5 separate regions of the Homo sapiens genome follow, and all the other regions are linked to region 3. A link is a loop called in an ENCODE intact Hi-C map of the cell type or tissue named here. Cell type or tissue: heart left ventricle. All regions are shown on one strand.

Region 1 (4,000 bases), 240 kb after region 3:
GTGACTGTGACCAACTCAGACCTTGAAAAGACTCCTTGATGACAAAGTCAAGGTAGCCATGAGGTGAAGGAAAATAACCCAAGAATGGAAAAACCCATTCTAGAAGGACAGGCGGTGGAACAGGGAATCCATACACACACAACAGGCCAAACAATGGTGGGAACGATGGTTACAGGACAGGATGTAAGTAGTATAAACCTTGACAATGTAAAAACACGAACTCACAAAATTTGGGAGGGGGAAGGAGCTAGGAAGTGGTGGTGAGCTCATTTCCTTATCCTAAATCGTAGGTTGTCAAGAGATGCCATCTATAGTTGAAACATGCTGAAAGAATGAATCCAGCTGCTTAATATTTTTCTTTCCTTTAGAGAAATAATTTAGAACCAGAAGAAGCAGCGTCATTATTTGCAGCTTGGTAATTTCTTTAGTTACATTTAAGTTGCCTTTTGTTCTGTTAAATTTAAGTATGGCACTTTTTCTAAAAAGAGTATGTATTGTATGAGCCCATTTTGGTTAAAAAAACTCCTTTGAATATGTGCGTAGAGAGATGTCTCCATCCATGTTTCCTGGGTGTCAGCCATGATTATTTCTGGGGTGCTGGATTTCCGGACCACTTGAAATTTTTGTTTTTGGTACTCTTCGGTGTTACTTGAATTTCTTATAATGAGCATGCACTATTTTTATCAGAGCAAAGCTTTTTTAAAAAATTAAAATACATGTCTGGAAAAGAGAGAGAGAAAAAAAAAACACGTGTTCCTTTGCCAGGCTTCTATCTCACTGGGATCCGTGGGGACCCTTCCCAGAGGGGCTGCTCAGAGCCCACCTCTGCAGGGTGAAGGGTGCGATTCATTTCCGCACCCCTCACCCTGGTGATGGGCGTAGTCGGGGGCCGGGGGTGCACAGGGGAGGGAAACTTGTGAGCAGATCCTGAAGGATGCACTTTGGAGCCCTGGGTTCTGGGCTGGTGAGGTCAGGAGGCCTTGATGTGAGGCCCACTGGGTCCAGGCTTTGTGCCTTCACTGTTTAGTTGGGTGACAGAGCCTCTATGGGCCTGTTTCCTCTTCTGTAAACTCAAGAAGTCATCCTTGGCTAGGGGCAGTGGTTCACGCCTGTAATCCCGGCACTTTGGGAGGCCGAGGCAGGTGGATCACCCGAGGTCAAGAGTTTGAGACCAGCCTGGCCAACATGGTGAAACGCTATCTCTACGAAAAATACAAAAATCAGCCAGGTGTGCTGGCACATGCCTGTAATCCCAGCTACTCGGGAGGCTGAGGCAGGAGAATCACTTGAACGCGGGAGGCGGAGGTTGCAGTGAGCGAAGATCACACCACTGCACTCCAGCCTGGGCGACGGAACGAGACTCTGTCTCGGAAAAAAAAAAAAAAAAAAAAAAGAAGTCCTCCATGCCCTGCCTCGTTTTCAGGTTGATGTGAGGGATGTGTGTGGTGCTGTCACAGGGTTCAGCCTGGGAGGCCACATGGATTCCTGGCTTCATGCAGGAATTCAAAAGTAAGCTGACAAAGTGATAGCAAGTTTATTAAGAAAGTAAATGAATAAAAAAGGGGCTACCCCAGCAGCACGGGCTGCTCGACTCAGTAGACTTATGGTTATTTCTTGATCATACGGTAAATAAGGAGTGGATTATTTATGAGTTTTCCAGGAATGGGGTGGGAATTTCCTGGAACTGAGGGTTCCTCTTCCTTTTCGACCATATAGGGTAATTTCCGTACGTTGCCATGGCACTTGTGAACTGTCACGCGCTGCTGGGAGTGTCTTTTAGCAACTAATGTATTATAGTTAGTGAATAATGAACAGTGAGGACAACCAGAGGTCACTTTCGTCATCATCTTGGTTTTGGCGGGTTCTGGCAGTTTCTTTATTGCATCCTGTTTTATCAGTGTGATCTTTGTGATCTGTATCTTGTGCCTATCTCCTGTCTCCTCCTGTGACTTTGAATGCCTAACCTCCGGGGAATGCAGCCCAGCAGGTCTCAGCCTCATTTTACCCACAGCCCCTGTTCAAGATGGAGTCACTCTGGTTTGAATGCTTCTGACGGTGCAGTGTCTGGTAGTCTGGGTGGTCACTAAGGATACTTATTACTCCATATCATACAATTCAATTCTAGCCAACACCACTGCCAGCCCAGTTCAAGGGCTAAAGTTGAGGGGGTCCGGGGCTCTCTGTCCTGTTCTGGGTCCTAAGAGCCACTCTTATAGTTGCAGCTCCACCTAGTGTCCACATGAGGACATAGCAGCATATAGCTGGTTTATTGTAAACCCCAATTTCCATACCTGCCTACCATACAGCTTTATTAGGTAAAATGGACCAAAAAGATCTTTTTTTATTTTTATTTTTAATTTTTTTTGAGACAGAGTCTCGCTCTGTCACCCAGGTTGGAGTGCAGTGGTGTGATCTCTGCTCACTGCAACCTCTGCCTGCTGGGTTCAAGCAATTCTCCTGCCTCAGCCTCCCCAGTAGCTGGAATGACAGACGCCCACCCGGATAATTTTTGTATTTTTGGTAGAGATGGGGTTTCACCATGTTGTCTAGGCTGGTCTCGAACTCCTGACCTCAGGTGATCCTCCGGCTTCAGCCTCCCAAAGTGCTGGGATTACAGTCATGAGCCACTGTGCCTGGCCCAAAATAAGATCTAAAATCATTCCTTCCAGATCGAAAATTTAGTATTTCAAAACAAGTATACAAATTCAGTACTTTTCAAGATTAAAGTATCCTGTGTTTGAAAAGATGGCACAGGAGGAGGGGTGAGGAGAAGGAGGGGTGTGGAGGAGGAGGGGTGAGGAGGAGGAGGGGTGAGGAGGAGGGGTGTGGAGGATGAGGAGGGGTGTGAAGGGGGAGGGGGAGGGGTGTGAAGGGGGAGGGATGTGGAGCAGGAGGGTTGAGGAGGAGGGATGTGGAGAGGAGAAGGGGTGAGGAGGAGGGGGGTGAGGCGGAGGAGGGGTGTGGAGGATGAGGAGGGGTGTGGAGGAGGAGGGGTGAGGGAGGTGTGAGGCGGAGGAGGGGTGTGGAGGAGGAGGGGTGTGGTGGAGGAGAAGGGGTGAGGGGGAGGGGTGTGGAGGAGGATTGTGGAGGAGGAGGGGTGTGGAGGAGGATTGAGGAGGAGGGGTGTGGAGGAGGATTGTGGAGGAGGAGGGGTGTGGAGGAGGATTGTGGAGGAGGAGGGGTGTGGAGGAGGATTGAGGAGGAGGGGTGTGGAGGAGGATTGAGGAGGAGGGGTGTGGAGGAGGATTGTGGAGGAGGAGGGGTGTGGAGGAGGATTGTGGAGGAGCAGTGGGTGTAGAGGTGGAGGAGGGCTGTGGAATTTGGAGGGGTGTGGAGGAGAAGGAGGGCTTTGGAGGAGGGGTTGGAGGAGGAGGGGTGTGGAATAAGAGGAGGATTGTGGAGGAGGAGGGGTGAGGAGGAGGGTTGAGGAGGAGGAGGATTGTAGAGGGGGAGTGGGTGTGGAGGAGTTGGGGTGTGCAGGAGGAGGAGAGGTGAGGAAGAGGAGGTGTTTGGAGGACACCTGGTCTCCAGCTCCATGGCGGTGATGGGGGCTGAGCTCCAAGAGAAGGAAGCTGCTGTCAACAGTTCGGAAGAATTTGCGGATTTTTCGAGCCCCTACTGTGTGCCAGGTGCTGGGGAAGTGGCATACAAGTAAACATGCCCCTGTGCTTGCAGAGTTTGGAGCCCTGTGGGGAAGCTGGATGTCAATTGCAGGTGGACCCGGATCTCCAGAAAACAAGGGGTGGGGTGGGCATGAGCACTGGCTGATAGGCAGGTGGGGAGAGGGCTAAGTATGAGGGTCGTCTGCTTGGAGGGCTGGAGAAGTTGGTTTGGGAGGTCGATGGAAAGAAGATGATGGTGGAGGGGGAGGATGATAGGAGACAGGCATGGCCTGGGTGGTAGAATATGCAGAAAAGCCTTACTGGAGCCAGAGAGGATTTCGGAGGGGAGAGAGTGGCCAAAGGGTCAGGATGCGGCTGACATCAGAGGGCCTTGGACA
Region 2 (4,000 bases), 570 kb after region 3:
TATGTTGCTCAGGTCGGTGTCGAACTCCTGGGCTCAAGTTATCCACTCACTTCAGCCTCCCAAAATCCTCTACTTGCTTCTTTTTTTTTTTTTTTTTGAGATGGAGTCTCACTTTGTCGCCCAGGCTGGAGTGCAGTGGCACAATCTTGGTTCACTGCAACCTCTGCCTCCCGGGTTCAGGCGATTCTCCTGCCTCAGCCTCCCAAGGAGTTGGGACTACAGGTGCGTGCCACCATGCCCGGCTAATTTTTGTATTTTTACTAGAAATGGGGTTTTGCCATGTTAACAGGCCAGGCTGGTCTTGAACTCCTGATCTCAGGTGATCCACCCGCCTCAGCCTCCCAAAGTGCTGGGATTACAGGCGTGAGCCACTAAGCCCAGCAGTCCTTTACTTTCTTATTAAATGTGCTTTCTCTTCATTCTGTTGGCTTGCTCTTGAATTCCTTCTTGTGCAAAGCCAAGAACCCACGTGGCCTCCCAGGTTGACTGAATCCCAAAATTGGGGGTTCAGCCTGTGACAAAAATATTCATAAAACTATAAATTAAGCAATATATTTATTGAGAAAACACTTATAACAATATAGCAGACAATAGATTGGTATCTTCAATAAATAAAGGGGTCATACAAATGGATTTTAAAATTAAGATCCCAATAAATAAATGAGTAAAAGGGCCAGACATGATGGCTCATGCCTGTAATCCCAGTACTTTGGGAAGCCAAGACAGGAGGACCCCTTGAGCCCAGAAGTTGGAGGCTGCAGTGAGCTATGATTTTGCCACTATGTTCCAGCCTGGGAGCAGAGCAAGACTCCGTCTCTAAGTAAATAAATAAGTAAAAACTGCTAACAATTTATAAAAAACAGAAATACAAATTTTAAAATGTTAATTTATACTAGTAATTAATTGATTTTTTTTTTAAGATGATAATTTTGTTCTTGTTGCCCAGCGTGGAGTGCAATCGCGGGATCTCAGCTCACTGCAGCCTCCACCTCCCAGGTTCAAGTGATTCTCCTGCCTCAGCCTCCCGAGTAGCTGGGATTATAGGCACATGCCATCACGCCCGGCTAATTTTTTTTAATTTTTAGTAGAGACGGGGTTTCACCATGTTGGCCAGGCTGGTCTCGAACTCCAGACCTCAGGTGATCCTCCTACCTTGGCCTCCCCAAGGTGCTGGAATTACAGGCGTGACCCACCACGTCCAGCCTAATTGCAAATTAAAACATCTTTTTTACCAGTGCACTGATAAGAGAGATTTATAAAATTGTTTTCATTACTTTTGATTAGGGTGCAATTAGGTGTGCATTCCTTATGGTACTTGGTGTTGATAGTACACAATGATGCAAGCTTTCTAGGAAGTTTTTTGCAGCATGAATAAAAAGACTTGCAAATGTTTTTGACTCAGTAATTTCAATACTAGGTCTCTTATAAGGAAATAATCAGAAATATATATAAAAATATATAAGAATAGTCAATACAGCAAAAAACAAAATGATCAGTGTCTAAAAATAAGAAAATTATTACAAAATTACAATAGAACCCTATCATGAAAAAAGATCATTCAACCACTGCAAATAATGCTTATGAAGAATTTACAACGACATGGGAAAATACTCAACATACATTGCAGTACATGAAAAATCAGGACATGGACCTATATGTTTTATGTTTGCAACCATATAAAAATATGTGTACAATATATTCATATGTAGCAGATACTCTGCTGAAGATGTAACTTGTGAGTTTTATTTTCACTGCTTTTCCAAAGAATGCCAGAAAGTCTGCCCCCGGGTAGCTGACTCCCCACGGAGCTCCCCTTCCTCTAGGGAAAGTAAAAGGAATTTAGCTGTTTTAAGGGCTGGTCCTCCAACTGGAGACAATCAGGCTCTATTGTCAGAGAAGGTAGGGAACCCTTGACCTACCTTTATGTATGAAAGGCACACCAAGGATGCCTAAAAACCAATTGGAAGTCGCTCTTCGGGGAAGTTTGTAGCTCTATGGTCCGGGAAGGAATTAGAACAAGCCCATTTGGGAATGATAGTAGAGGAGTTAAAATTTTAAAAAGTAAAAATAGAACAAGCCCAGTCTGGTTTAAGGGTTGAAAACACCTGGGCAAGAAAGAAAAAGTTGTTATTGTCTGGAATGGGTGTTCCTCTGAGCCAGTCCTGACATAGTGCTGGGGCTGGCGGCGGGCTTGCGGGGCGAGGCTTTGCGGGGGCCTGAAAGGGCTGGGTACTATGAAGCCCTGGGAACTGGTAAGGACTCTGGATTAGCTAGTGCGGGGACAGAGGAAATTCTTCCTCTCTGGCCAGCAGTTACCGCCTTGGTGGGAACGCGCAGGAGCAGCGAAGAGTGACACCTTGTGGTGGTTAAGAGCAAGGGCAGAAACAGCCACAGACCACCGCTAGGGACTCCTGGGCTCCGCTCCAAAGGGTATGAATGTCCACAGGACTCCTTTGTGCATGACATATGCCTCAGGTTCCTGGGCAATCCCAGAGAAGGAGTAGCTCTAAGAAGGAGGTAATTGGCTAAGTCAGTAGTTAAAGGATAGAGCTAGTTTTTAGAAAAAGTTTTAAATGCATCTTGATTGTTATGGTACAGCTGGCCACTGCTGGGGCTCAGAAAACAATAGCCTAAAATGAGAACCTCAGCAGCAGCTTCGTAAGCAAACGTTTTCCTCTGACTTTCTCTTCCATGCCTTTCTCTCAGTACCATTCTCCCCTGCGGTTACCCATAGAAATCAGAGTCCCTTTTCCCTATAGTCAGCCATAAAACTTAAAAATGCTACTCTAGGCCGGGTGTAGTGGCTCACACCTGTAATCCCAACACTTTCGGGAAGCCGAGGTGGGCAGATGACATGAGGTCAGGAGTTCGAGACCAGCCTGGCCAACGTGGTAAAACCCCATCTCTACTAAAAATACAAAAATTAGCTGAGTGTGGTGGCGTGTGCCTGTAGTCCCAGCTACTTGGGAAGCTGAGGAAGGAGAATCGCTTGAACCCAGGAGACAGAGGTTGCAGTCAGCCGAGATCGCGCCACCGCACTCCAGCCTGGGTGACGGAGTGAGACTCCATCTCAAAAAAACAAAACAAAAAAATGACTCTAATTTCCCCTCCACCTTTCTGTGTCAAACTGCCCATAAAGAAACTAACTGGGCCGGCTACAGTGGCTCAGGCCTATAATACCAGCACTTTGGGAGGCTGAGGCGGGCAGATGACACAAGGTCAGGAGTTTGAGACCAGCCTGGCCAACGTGGTAAAACCCCATCTCTACTAAAAATACAAAAATTAGCCAGCCATGGTGGCGTGTGCCTATAGTCCCAGCTACTCGGGAGGCTGAGGTGGGAGAATGGCTTGAATCTAGGAGGTGGAGGTTGCAATGAGCCGAGACCATGCCACTGCACACTAGCCTGGGTGACAGAGCGAGACTCTGTCTCAAATAAAAACAAAACAAAAAAATTATCTAGGTGGGTGCAGTGGCTCATGCTTGTAATCCCAGCACTTTGGGAGGCAGAGGCAAAGGTTTAATTGAGCTCAGGAGTTCAAGACCAGCCTGGGCAATATAGGGAGACCCCCTGTCTTTACAAAAATAGAAATTAAAAAATTTGCCTGGTGTGGCGGTGCACCCCTGTGGTTCCAGCTACTTGGGAGGCTGAGGTGGGAGGATTACTTTAGCCCAGAAGGCTGAGGCTGCAGTATGCCGTGATCACGACACTGTACTCCAGCCTGGTGACAGAGCAAGACCCAGTCTCAAGAAAAAAAAATTATCTGACTTAACTTGTTTGACTGTAGATCATAAGACCTCCATTCCCGGCAGGTCCCTGCCCCTCACCCAGAAGGAAGGAATGCTGCAGAGAAAGTCCAAGAATCTGGAGAGACAGGCTGGGCTGGGTTTCCCCACTCAGTCTATTAGCAGTAGACCATATTCTTTCTGTCCATATATATATATATTTTATTTTATTTTATTTATTTTTTTATTTTTATTTTTTTTTGAGATGGAGTCTTG
Region 3 (4,000 bases):
TGCTCCAGGCCAAATCCCCAGAGTGACCCCTGACTCCTCTATTTCACGCCCCACTTCCAATCCATAGGGAAATCCCACTGGCTTCACCTTCCAGGACCTGACCGCGCCTCACCTCCATTGCTACCTCCCCGTCCTAGTGGCCAAAAGCTTGGATCTGGATTATGGCAAGAGCCTGCTCTCTGGCCTCCCAGCTTCTGTCCTTGCTCCCTGAAGTCTATTTGCAGCACAGCAGCCAGAGTGGCCTTATTAAAACAGAGGTCAGGGCTGGGCATGGTGGCTCATGCCTGTAATCCCGGCACTTTGGGAGGCAGAGGCAGGCAAATCGCTTTGAGCCCAGGAATTAGAGACTAGCCTGGGCAACATGGTGAAACCCCATCTCTACTAAAAATACAAAAATTAGCTGGGTGTGGTGGCGCATGCCCGTAGTTCCAGCTACTCGGGAGGCTGAGGCAGGGGAATCACTTGAACCTGGGAGGCGGAGGTTGCAGTAAGCCGAGATCATGCCACTGCACTCTAGCCTGGGCGGCAGAGCGAGACTCTGACTCAAAAAAAGTTAAAACAAAATGAAACAAAAAAACAGAGGTCAGATCATGCCATTCTTGTTCACCCAGAGCCAAAGTCCTCACCATGGCCCTGCTAGACCCTCTATCACCCAGTAGCCCTTGACGCCTGCCTCCTCCAGCCTCGTGTATGACTCTCCCCCTCCCTCACTCTCAGAGGCACCACTGGTTCCTGGCTATTAGTCCCTGGTACTCTCCTACCTCAAGGCCTGTGTAATTGCTGTCCTCCTTTCTGGAATGGTCTTTCTCCAAATAGCCCCATGATTCACTCCCGTACCCCTCTCAGGGGCCTCTTTGAATGTCACCTCTCAAGAGGCTTTCCCAGATCACTCTATGGACAACTGTCACCTCCTCCCTTGCCTCCGTGCTCCCAGGTCCCGATCCACTTCTCTTGCTTTATTTTTCTCCATGGCTCTTAGTGCTCCTCACATCCTCACTCCACTAACACGAAAGATCCCTGAGGACAGATGTTTTTGTCTACCATCGTTCTCTGGTATAATCCAGAGCCCAGAACAGTGCTCAATGAATGTAATAAAACCCTGGAATAATGAGACCCTGGAATAGTGTAATTCAGAGGTAAGTTGCCTGTTTCCAATCCTTGGCCCAGGTCCCGTTCTCATGTGGTTACATGGCCAGCACCTTCCCAGCAATGGATTTTCTGGGTCCTGCCTCTGGGCCTGATGGCTGGGCTTAGGGCTGCTCAAGGGTGGGGGCCAGGGGACGGGGCTGCGGGCTTACAGGATGCAAGCCATCTCCTCGTGCAGGTCCTGCAGTGACCGCAGCAGGCCGGGCAGCAGGAGCTGGTGGTGGTGCTGGTGGTGTAGCTGCGCAGCCCGCACGCCCAGCACATAGCGGTTGTGGTGAGCAAAGAGCTTCCACAGGCTGCGCACATACTTGTCCTTAGCCTTGTCACGGTCCTTGTCTGCCAGAAGGGGGGCAAGGGGTATAGATGACAGCATGGAGGCCCAGGCAGCCCCCACTCTCTGGGTACCCAAGGACAGGTCAGCACTGGCTTCGGATTCCCTCCCTGCCAGCAAGGGAAGCCACGAACCTTTGCTGGCCTCCTGGTACTTGCGCTTGGCTTGGGCACTGTCCCGTGCCAGAGCTCGGTACTGGCTCTTCAGCTTCTCAATGTCCTGGCTGTGGGTCTAGGGAGAGAGGAGAGGCCAGTGTGGGGCAGCAGGTCCCCAGTTGTGGAAGATTCTTGCCTGGGGTGAAGCCCTGGAAAGGTCCTGTCGTCAGGCAAGGAGCACCTGGAGACTTCTGGGAAAGCTGGCTGCTGACGTGAGAGTCAAAGATCAGAGAGCCTGTTAAAGACAGACCCCTTGGGGAGGCAAAGAGGTAGACTACAGGCTACAATGGTCCCTCCTTGGACTGACAGTGGTAGCCTGGTGGCAGGCAGGGCCAGTTGCAGGTGTGCACGGCCTGTGCAGTCACACGGGGCTCCACATGTAGAAGGGCCCTGTGCTTGGTTTCATTCTCCATTATTGCCACCTGGAAATTCCTAGCAATCTTTTAACAAAGACCCCCACAATTTCACTTTGCACTGGGTCCTGCAAATTATGTTCTTGGCAGTAGGAATAGATGACAGCCCGAGATCAGTGTTCTCGTCCCAGTTCTCCTGTTTATGTGCTGGGATATGTTGGGCAAGCGCCCAACCTCAGTTTCCCCATCTGTAACTGAGCTAGATTCCTCGACTAGATCAGTCTTTTTCTTAAAGGGCCAGATAGTAAATAAATATTTTACGCTTGTAGGCCATAGAGCCTCTGTCACAATTACTCAACTCTGTCATTGTAGTCACAGACAATATGAAAACAAAAGGGCATAGCTGTGTTCCAGCAAAACTTTATAAAAATGGGCCCACCCTTGAATCAGATGATCTTTTGGGGCGAGGAATGGGGCCAGGGTGGCCACCAGGGGCCGCTGTGGGTCCATGGCAAGGCTGGGCTCTGCACTTGAGGAAGGGGTGTGGTGCAGGGAGGGTGACCAGCACACTGAATGGGGGCACTAGGCTCCCAGATAAATAGTTCCAAATCACACAGCCTCTAGACTGAGGAGCTGGGTGGGATTCAAACCTAGGCAGGCTGACTTCACGGCCCGAATCCTCGACCTTCGGGGGGCCATGCTGCTGCCCAGTCTCTGGGGCCCTGAGAGGAGGCTGCCTAGGTCGAAGGCAAACAGACTGACCCTCATTCCTCTCCCTGACTCTCAGAACCCAGAGCCAGATGGCACAGTGTGGAGGCGAGTACCGATTCTGAGCTTCTCCCAGGCACGTGACCGGTCACTCATCCTTACACTCCCAGCACTTTGCCCAGGCACAGAAAAAGCACAGAGAGGCCTTGCTGCAAGCCAGCTCAACGTAGGGGAAGGAAGAGAGGAAGCTGCATCAAGGTTAGAGCAAGCCAGGCCTGCGGTCAGGGACTTACACTTCCCCAGTGAATCCAGGGCCTCTTGTGCAAAACAACCCCTTCGAGGCTCAAAATTTAGACAGAAATGACCGAAGCCCCAGTGCTGCCCGCTCACCTTGGTGAGCTCCTGCTGCAGCTGCTGCCACTGCTCGCTGTAGGTCTTGCGAAGCTGCTGCCGTTCCCGGATGAGCAGGCTCAGCTTGCTCAGGGGCCCTGAGTTCAGATCCTCTGCGTGCTGCCGCAGCAAGCGGCTCAGGCCCTCAGTTTGGCTGGTGATCTCAGCCCAGGACTATACAGCACAGATGGGGGAGGCAGGGAGGGGGGCACAATGGCTCCCAAGCATTGGCCTGCCAGATCTCCAGCCACTGCCCCAGAGGGCCCCCAGGAGAGGAAGGAGAAGGCAGATACAGCCAGCACCCACCAGAGTCCCATAGAGACCCACCTGACTGATGGGGCTGTCAGGGCTGATGGCCCGGCTCTGGCCCCCACTGTCCTGCAGGGACATGTGGTGAAGCAGTCCTGCATACTCCCTGTCACTCTTGACCCGCTGGGCCATCCACTTTCTCATGCCCTCCAGTAGACGAAGCTCGGCCTCCTGCATTTGCTGCAGGACCCCGTGGCCCTGGGGGCTGCACAGCTCGGAAGAGAAGCCCATAGTGCTGTTCTGGGGACAGAAAAGGGGCCATCCCTGGAGGCAAGGCAGCAGCTGGAGACGGAGGCATGGGACGAGGAGACTGGGGACTGTAGGGTCAGGATGGACTGCAGACGGGGAGGAGGTGGGGTCCTGCCTCGCTCACACGCAGCCATGGGTACCCAGCAGCAGCCTGGCCTGGGGACTGGCCCTCATTGCTTCCTTAGCGTCAGGGTCTCCTCCGCACGTTCGGGAACAGGAGCCAACCTGGAGCCTCCCTCCCCAGGCCCTTCCACCCACCACCCCTTACAGGGACACCCTTGCCCAGGTCCTCGACAGGCCAAGCCTGCCCCAGCTGAAGCCTCAGGCGCCCACAGCCTGAGCCCTGCCCCTGCGGCCAT
Region 4 (4,000 bases), 390 kb after region 3:
GAACCAAGTCTTCAAGAGTGAAAAGGGCTGCAGAAAATACAGGTCAAAAGTACTTCTGCAGCTGAAGCAGCACAGATTGCCAAGCCCAAGTACCATCTGCTCTGGGACTTGGAGAGAGGAATGGCAACCTCTCTCTGCCTGCAGCACTTACATCCTATCAAAGAGGAACCACTGAGGAGTTCCACAAGTGGCGTGTGAAGGGATGACATCATAGGAATTCTCTTCACTTCCACATGGCCAAAAAGGAAACCTAATGATAAAAGGAGAAAACGGAGGACACTGGGGAAGGAGAGGGTGTATGTGTTTGAATACATGCATGTTTGAGGACTGGGAGAAGTAAATAAACAAAAGGGGGTCCGTATAAAAAGCACCAAGGGAGGAGGTTTTCTAGAAAGAGTAGGTGCTGTGTATATAAGCACACTCAGTATTACCAAAGATAAATTGTTATTATTGAACGTATTTAAGTTATCACTCATTCACAATATGTTACGTGCCAGGAAATTTTGGGGGGCCAAAAGGAAAAGGTATTATGCAGCCGGGCACAGTGGCTCACATCTGTAATCCCAGCACTTTGGGAGACCGAGGCGGGCGGATCACGAGGTCAGATCGAGGCCATCCTGGCCAACATGGTGAAACCCTATCTCTATTAAAAATACAAAAATTAGCTGGGCATAGTGGCATGCACCTGCAGTCCCAGCTACTCAGAAGGCTGAGGCAGGAGAATTGATTGAACCCGGGAGGCAGAGGTTGTAGTGAGCTGAGTACCATACCCTATCACCACTGCAGTCCAGTCTGGTGATAGGGCGAGACTCCGTCTCAAAAAAAAAAAAAAAAAAAAAAAAAAAAAGGGATTATGCTGTTCTCTGGATGATCAAAGTATAGCACCCCAGATTTCCAGAACTCAACTATGGAGCTGCCTTACCTATTACGAACAGGGCTGAGAACCATGAAAGATGCAAAAAGGTCACTGAGAGTTAAAGAAGTCACAAAAACCCATGCACTGAAACACACATGCATCTTATTCAACTGGAACGCCTCACGGGTTATTCCTTAAACATATTTATCTTAAGTGATAAATAATTTTACCAGATTTAGTTGGCTATTTAGTTTCTAAGCCCATAGGAGCAAATTAAAAAGAAGACAGAAAGGCAAATAGAGGTAGGCACTTGAACAGTAGTGGAAGATAATGACCTATAATAATAAATAATAATAATAATAATAATAATAACATAATAATAAAGGCCTGTAATCCCAAAGGAGGCTGAGGTGGGTGAATCACATGAGGTCAGGAGTTTGAGATTAGCCTGGCCAACATGGTGAAACCCCATCTCTACTAAAAATACAAAAACTTAGCTGGGTGTGGTGGTGCATGCCTGTAGTCCCACCTAATTGGGAGGCTGAGGTGGGAGAATTGCTTGAACCTGGGAGGCCAAGGCTGCAGTGAGCTGAGATCGCGCCACTGTACTCTTGGGTGACAGAGAGACTCCGTGAAAAAAAAAAAAGAAGAAGAAAAAGAAGAAGAAGAAAAAAATATATATATATGTATTTATATATAAAGTAGTTAAATACATAAGTGGGTGAGTCGTGTATAATCTTTATGTGAATAGAAAAAAATACATTAAAACGATTTCAGTGGTTATCTCTGGCTTGTGGAATTACAGGTGTTTTCTTTTTTATGCTTTACTGTATTTTCAAAGTTTAATAACGAATACATATTATTTTAGAATTAGAAAAATGTAAAAGGTTCTTTTTTTAAAAGTTGTTTTTTTTCCCCCCCTAAACAGACAAAAGAAGAGAAAGATCAGTAGCCTGAGGTCACAGGGCTGACTGAGCAGATGCTCAATAAATGCTTGCTAATGACGCTGGGCCCAGGACCTGTGGGAGGATGACATGTCAGGTCCATGAACCACGTGCAAAGCAAGCTGATACTTCCCAGAAAAGCAAATGAAGATAAGTGCCTGGTTCCTAGCTATAAGTGGAATAAAGCAAACTCCTCTTATTGTTACTCTTAATTTATTCTTGGTTCAGAAACAGAAGAAATCCAAGGAATGGCTTCCTGCTTTAATGAGGAAAAATTAAGATCAGACCCAAATAAGTGAACATGACCTGAGACAAATGTTCTACAAACAAGGAAAAGAAAAACTCTTTTATGACAAATTAACTCTGAGTATGAGGCCTAATTCTACACATAAAAATATATAAATACATAAAAAATACTAAAAGTAACCATCCAGAAAAGAGAAATGAAGACAAAAAGGCAAAGATGTGATAAATGTAGAAATAAAAATCAACTTATAAAACAAAAAGCAAAGACTCACTGATTCACTTGCAGGTCCTCAATTTCCAGAAGAACTCCTTTTTCATGTAGTCTTGCTGCTGTATATTTCAGAGAAATCTTTTTGCTTTTCTTTCCTTTCATTTCCCTAGGCTTTTTGGAGACTCTGTAAAAATCACATCATGTCACTTTCTATAAGTAACCATCTACTCTGAATCTTCATCATTGGTAACTGAAGGAAACATGTCAGAAACCAAACTTCCAGACATAAGCATAAGTAACATACCAACTCTAAAATGGCAAACAAATGTTAGAATTAGCCTAAGCAATATCTCTGCAAAACAGGGGAAATATTACTAAATTGCTTCTATTTTTAGTTTAAATTATATTTGAGAACACTCCCATGAATTTAACAGTGTCTTAATCCTCCCATGTCCTTCTGGGAACTTAAGTACCTAACAAGTAACTAGGAGAGCTTCGTATGCCAGCTGAGGGAATGGTACTGAATCCCAGGAGTGAAGGAGTTACTCTACGCCCCTCAGCTGTGTAGGGAAAAAATTAAAATGTCATCAAATACTTTTTAAAAGCGTTTAAGCCAGCACAGCAATTACAGATGAATGAAAATAAGGAAAAAGAAACAGGTTAGGAGGCTATTAGGATAATCAAGGCAAGAAGTGCTAACTTCAGAAATATGCCCACATTTGCAAAATGACATATGTACAAGAGGTTATTTGCTGCAGAATTTAAAAAATAATAACAAACAACTGGAAACAACTTAAATGTCCATCAATGGAGAACTGCTGAAGTCAACTGTTATATCTATCTGCATAATGGAATAATATGCAGCATTAAAAAAAAATGAGAATCTAGGTCTGTCTGCTTAGAAGGCCTGGAGGCCATGACAAATCTGGCAGTGAACACACCTAGTTCTAGATCTTGGTTTCTAAATACCATTCTTCATTCAAAGAAACCAGGCATGCTTGGAGAAACAGTTCATTCTGGCCCTGGGGAGGGGAAACTACAGGTTGAACATGAAACATCTTGTGTCAGAAAGTCAGGAAGTGCACAAGGAACAATGAAAACACATCAAAAGCTCACAGGAGTCAGATCTGCAAGCAGGGTTAGGTGGGCCTGTTTTTCATCCCTTCCATCACCCATGCCTGACCCCAGAGAGTCTTCCATGGAAAGAGAGAAACAGAGGACATGCAAGAGCCAGGGAAATGGGAAGCAGATATGGCAAAATATTAAAAATGGGTGAATCTAGGTGAAGGGCACATGGGTGCTTATTGTTCTATTCATTCGATCTGAGATTTGAAAACTCTTAAAATAAAAAGTTAGGAATAAATAATAAACTACCCTGCAAGTAAAACCTGCTCTTATCACCCACCTCTCTGGGTTTTCAATTCCCTCCCTGTAACATGGGCATGCTGATAGTTTGTGGCCAGTGCCAAGAAGGCTGGATCAGACTTTCCTCAGCACCCAGGAAAAAAAATCAGAGCCTGTGATCTTGTCCCCAGGAAGTATAGAGAGGAGCAAGGGGACCCAAATTTGTATAATATTCCTTAAGTGATTCTGGGACCAGCAGATGATCTCCTTTCATGATTTTAATTTCTAAGGCCAAGAAGATTTTTTTTTTTTTCCAGAGTCTTGTTCTGTCGCCCAGGCTGGAGTGTAGTGATGCAATCGTGGCTCACTGCAACCTCCATCTCCCAGGTTCAGGTAATT
Region 5 (4,000 bases), 190 kb after region 3:
ACTTTTACATGCCTTCCAAGTATCTTCTAAAGAAGTGTTATGAGATGTTCCAGCCGGGCACGGTGGCTTACGCCTGTAATCCCAGTACTTTTGGAGGTGGGCAGGTCACCTGAGGTCAGGAGTTAGAGACCAGTCTGGGCAACATGGTGAAACCCTGTCTCTACTAAAAATACAAAAATTAGCCAGGCATGGTGGCGCATGCCTATAATCCCAGCTACTCAGATAGCTGAAGCAGGAGAGTTGCTTGAACCTGGGAGGTGGAGGTTGCAGTTAGTCGGTGATGACTGTTGAGATGTAACACCAGCAGCATGATCCGTGACAGAATTAATAAGGTGGACTTTATTAAAATTAAAATTTTCTGCTTTACAAAAGACACTCTTAAGAGAACAAAAAGACAAGACAGACTAGAAGAAAATGTTTGCAAAAGATATATCTGATAATGGACCATTATCCAAAATATACAAAGAATTCTCAAAACTTAACAATAAGAAAACAAACAACCTGATTAAAAAATGAGTCAAAGGCCTGGCATGGTGGCTCGTACCTATAATCCTAACACTTTGGGAGGCTGAGGCAGTAAGATTGCCTGAACCCAGAAATTCAATACCAGCCTGGGCAATATAGTGAGACCTCGTCTCTACAAAAAATATAAAAATTAGCTGGGTGTCGTGGTGCAGGCCTGTTGTCCCACCTACTTGCTAGGCTGAAATGGGAGGATGGCTTGAGCCCAGGAGGCGGAGGTTGCAGTGAGCCATGATTGTGCCACTGCACTCCAGTCTGGGCAATAGAGCAAGACTCTGTCTCAAAAAACAAAAGCAAACCCAAAAATATGCCAAAGACCTTAACAGACACCTTACCAAAGCAGATAAACAGATGGCAAATAAGCATATGAAAAGATGCTCCACATTTCCCTTTCATCAGGGAAAAGCAAAATAAAACAACAATAAGATGTCATTGCATACCTATTAGAATGGCCAAAGTCCAGAACACTTACAACATCAAATGCTGGCAAGCATGTGGAGCAACAGGAACTCTCATTGCTGATGGGAATGCAGAATGGCATAGCCACTTTGGAAGACAGTATGGTAGTTTCTTACAAAACTAAACCTACTCTTGCCATATGATCCAATGTTGGCTTTGAAAACTTATGTCCATACAAAACCCTGCACAGGTATTTATAGCAGCTTTATTCATAACTGCCAAAACTTGGAAGTAACTAAAATGTCCTTCAGTAGGTGAATGGATAAATTGTGATACATTCAAACAATGGAATATTATCCAGCATTAAAAAGAAATGAGCTACCAAGCCGTAAAGAGACATGAGGAAAACTTAATTCCATAATGCTAAGTGAAAGAAGCCAGTCTGAAAAGGCTACACACTGTATTATTCCAACAATATGGCATTCTGGAAAAGACAAAACTGTGGAGATGGTAAAAAGATCAGTGGTTGCCAGGGGCTGAGGGCAGGAAGGGATGAATAGGCAGAGAATAGAGGAGTTTTAGGGCAGTGAAAATACTCTGTATGATACTATAATGGTGGACACATGTCCTATATATTTTTCCATTTGTCCATAGATTGTACAACAACAAGAATGAACCTTAATATAAACTATACACTTTGAGTGATGATGTGTCAATGTAGGTTCATCAGTTGTAATAAATGTAGCACTCTGGTGGGGGATGTTGTTAATGGGGGGGATTGTGCATGTGTTGGGGGGGCATATGAGATATCTCAGTGCCTTCCTCTTAATTTTGCTATGAACCTAAAACTGCTCTCAAAAAAATAAAGTCTGGCCGGGTACAGTGGCTCACACCTGTAATCTCAGCACTTTGGGAAGCCAAGGCAGGTGGATCACCTGAGGTCAGGAGTTCGAGATCAGCCTGGCTGACATGATGAAACCCTGTCTCTACTAAAATTACAAAAATTAGCTGGGTGTGGTGGCGCGCGCCTGTTATCCCAGGTACTCGGAAGGCTGAGGCAGGAGAATCGCTTGAACCCAGGAGGCGGAGCTTGCAGTGAGCCGAGATTGCACCACTGCACTCCAGCCTGGGTGACAGAGTGAGACTCTATCTCAAAAAAAATAATAAAATAAAATAAAGTCTTTAAAAAAATAATCTTTGGCTACTTCAGCCATTTTCTCCCTTCTCAGGCCATGGCTTTGGTTTCATCCTCAACCTCCAACTAGGTTCCTCTGACAACTTTTTTTTTTTTTTTAACATTTCTCTGCTCCAAAACCAGACCCCAAATTCAGGGAGGAAATTATGTAGAGGCTGATGGTCTTACACCCAGATCACCTGTGGTTTTCCCCAAATGGCCACTTGATGGCACTCAAGAATCTTCTTCTTGTTCACATGATTCCTGGAATGGCTCATGTGAAATAAAGGGGGTATGATGAATGAAGGACTTTTGATAAAAGTCATTAGATGCTATGGATATGTTCCAGTGTGTTCCATTGTAGACCACAGTACTATCATGTCTGCCTTTTTTTTTTTTTTTTTGGTAGAGATGGGGGTCTCACTATGTTGCCCTGGCTGGTCTTGAACTCTTGGGCTCAAGCAGTCCTTTTGCCTCAGCCTCCCAAAGTGTTGGGATTATAGGTATGAGCCACTGCACCTGGCCTGTCTCTGCCATTTTTTGACAGATAATGGAACGGCATGATTCACAACAGTATTATTCTGTTAATTTCATCCAGATGAAAAAATACTGATCACATAAATAGAAATATATGTTTAGAGATGTGTAGAACTATCACCATATACAAAATATACTACACTGTCATCATCAAAGAGTTGTTAAAAGTTTTCCTACTCAAATTTGAAATATCTGCCAGGCATGGTGGCTCACACCTGTAATTCCAGCAATTTGGGAGGCTGAGGCAAGCAGATAACTGGAGCTCAGCAGTTCGAGACCAGCCTTGGCAACATAGCAAAACCGCGTCTCTACTAAAAAATTAAAAAATTAGCCGGGCATGGTGGCGTGCACCTGTAATACCAGCTACTCAAGAGACTGAGGTGGGAGGATGGCTTGAGCCCGGGAGGTTGAGGTTGCAATGAGTCAGGATCGTGCCACTCACTCCAGCCTGGGCAACAGAGCAAGAGTCTATCTCTAAAAAAAAAAAAAAGAAGAAGAGGTCGGGCGTGGTGGCTCACGCCTGTAATCCCAGCACTTTGGGAGGCCAAAGCATGTGGATCACTTGAGGTCAGGAGTTCTAGACTAGCCTGGCCAACATGGTAAAATCCCGTCTCTTCTAAAAATACAAAAATTAGCTGGGCGTGGTGGCAGGCACCTGTAATCCCAGCGGGGCCGAGGCAGGAGAATCACTTGAACCCGGGAGGTGGAGGTTGCAGTGAGCCGAGATCGCACCATTGCACTCCAGCCTGGGGGACAAGAGCGAGACTTCGTCTCAAAAAAAAAAAAAAAAAGAGAGAAATATCCTTGTCCTTTAATACAATGAGACACAAACCTCATAGGTCAAATGGGAAAGGAAGTCTGTGAAGGCTTTCAGATGCAACAAGACTTTGACTACTGACTTTCACTATAGAATCAGCGGGTGGGGGGGTATAAAATGACAAAATAGAATTTCAGAAACTAAATTGGTCAAGATGTGTGCAGAAACCTGATTCAAATGGCCTAGATAGTTCCCAGAGTTCTTGCAAGTATAAGATGCACAGCTGTCAAAGAGACATTCTCATCTTGAAATATTAATGGGTTGGCCCATGACACGTCCCTCTATACTCCCAGGGGAACCCACTTAAAAGCAATAATATATTAAATGATATCCTCCTAAATTAGTACAAAGCATTCTATAAAAAGCGTGTCAAGGCCTTCTTTTCACATGTCCTACCGTGGCAGATGCTGTTGGTGCTTCACCTGTATCCCCCTGGATCCCTTTTACCATTTCTGTCCTGTTATCCTCCACTTTCTGTGACCTTTGTTTCCAGTGGCTTGTACCTGAGGGCATCACACCTGGTCTGCTGGGGTTGCTGTGCACACCAGCAT

The links. A loop is a pair of places that touch in the nucleus more often than their neighbours do. Peaks named below come from ENCODE experiments on the same cell type or tissue, not always from the same donor. Only the 100,000 strongest peaks of a DNase experiment are listed, where the experiment ranks them.
Region 1: a loop joins it to region 3, with 13 times the contacts of the local background. A loop is called at or near these places in 107 of 110 quality-filtered maps.
Region 2: it touches region 3 in a loop (2.6-fold over the local background); 32 of 110 quality-filtered maps call a loop at or near these places.
Region 4: a loop joins it to region 3, with 2.2 times the contacts of the local background. A loop is called at or near these places in 17 of 110 quality-filtered maps.
Region 5: a loop joins it to region 3, with 2.7 times the contacts of the local background. A loop is called at or near these places in 28 of 110 quality-filtered maps.

What each region holds. Positions count from the first base shown.
Region 1 is chr15:90,646,470-90,650,469 of GRCh38, reverse strand. All of the region lies in intron 2 of CRTC3-AS1 (CRTC3 antisense RNA 1), which reads left to right. Among named protein-coding and RNA genes, the nearest start is that of LINC01585, 12 kb to the left of the region's middle. RefSeq lists a silencer at 3,683-3,866. In heart left ventricle, a CTCF peak has its summit at 2,234 (motif pointing left); a DNase peak (open chromatin) is centred at 1,759; H3K27ac peaks cover 1,753 bases.
Region 2 is chr15:90,318,558-90,322,557 of GRCh38, reverse strand. No RefSeq gene overlaps it. Among named protein-coding and RNA genes, the nearest start is that of ZNF774, 32 kb to the left of the region's middle. RefSeq lists an enhancer at 2,395-2,504. In heart left ventricle, a CTCF peak has its summit at 2,362 (motif pointing left); a DNase peak (open chromatin) is centred at 2,347.
Region 3 is chr15:90,884,669-90,888,668 of GRCh38, reverse strand. It overlaps FES (FES proto-oncogene, tyrosine kinase), which reads right to left. Exons shown (of 19, transcript NM_002005.4): 2 at 3,411-3,632; 3 at 3,084-3,257; 4 at 1,612-1,708; 5 at 1,299-1,482. The coding sequence starts at 3,623. Among named protein-coding and RNA genes, the nearest start is that of FES, 2.2 kb to the right of the region's middle. RefSeq lists an enhancer at 3,020-3,449. In heart left ventricle, CTCF peaks have their summits at 2,259 and 2,472 (motif pointing right); DNase peaks (open chromatin) are centred at 1,438, 2,488 and 2,928; H3K4me3 peaks cover 1,932 bases; H3K27ac peaks cover 1,856 bases.
Region 4 is chr15:90,493,154-90,497,153 of GRCh38, reverse strand. It overlaps IQGAP1 (IQ motif containing GTPase activating protein 1), which reads right to left. Exons shown (of 38, transcript NM_003870.4): 36 at 2,319-2,441. Among named protein-coding and RNA genes, the nearest start is that of CRTC3, 35 kb to the left of the region's middle. In heart left ventricle, no CTCF peak of the experiment used is centred here; no DNase peak of the experiment used is centred here.
Region 5 is chr15:90,692,186-90,696,185 of GRCh38, reverse strand. All of the region lies in intron 2 of CRTC3-AS1 (CRTC3 antisense RNA 1), which reads left to right. Among named protein-coding and RNA genes, the nearest start is that of CRTC3-AS1, 23 kb to the left of the region's middle. In heart left ventricle, a CTCF peak has its summit at 2,318 (motif pointing right); no DNase peak of the experiment used is centred here.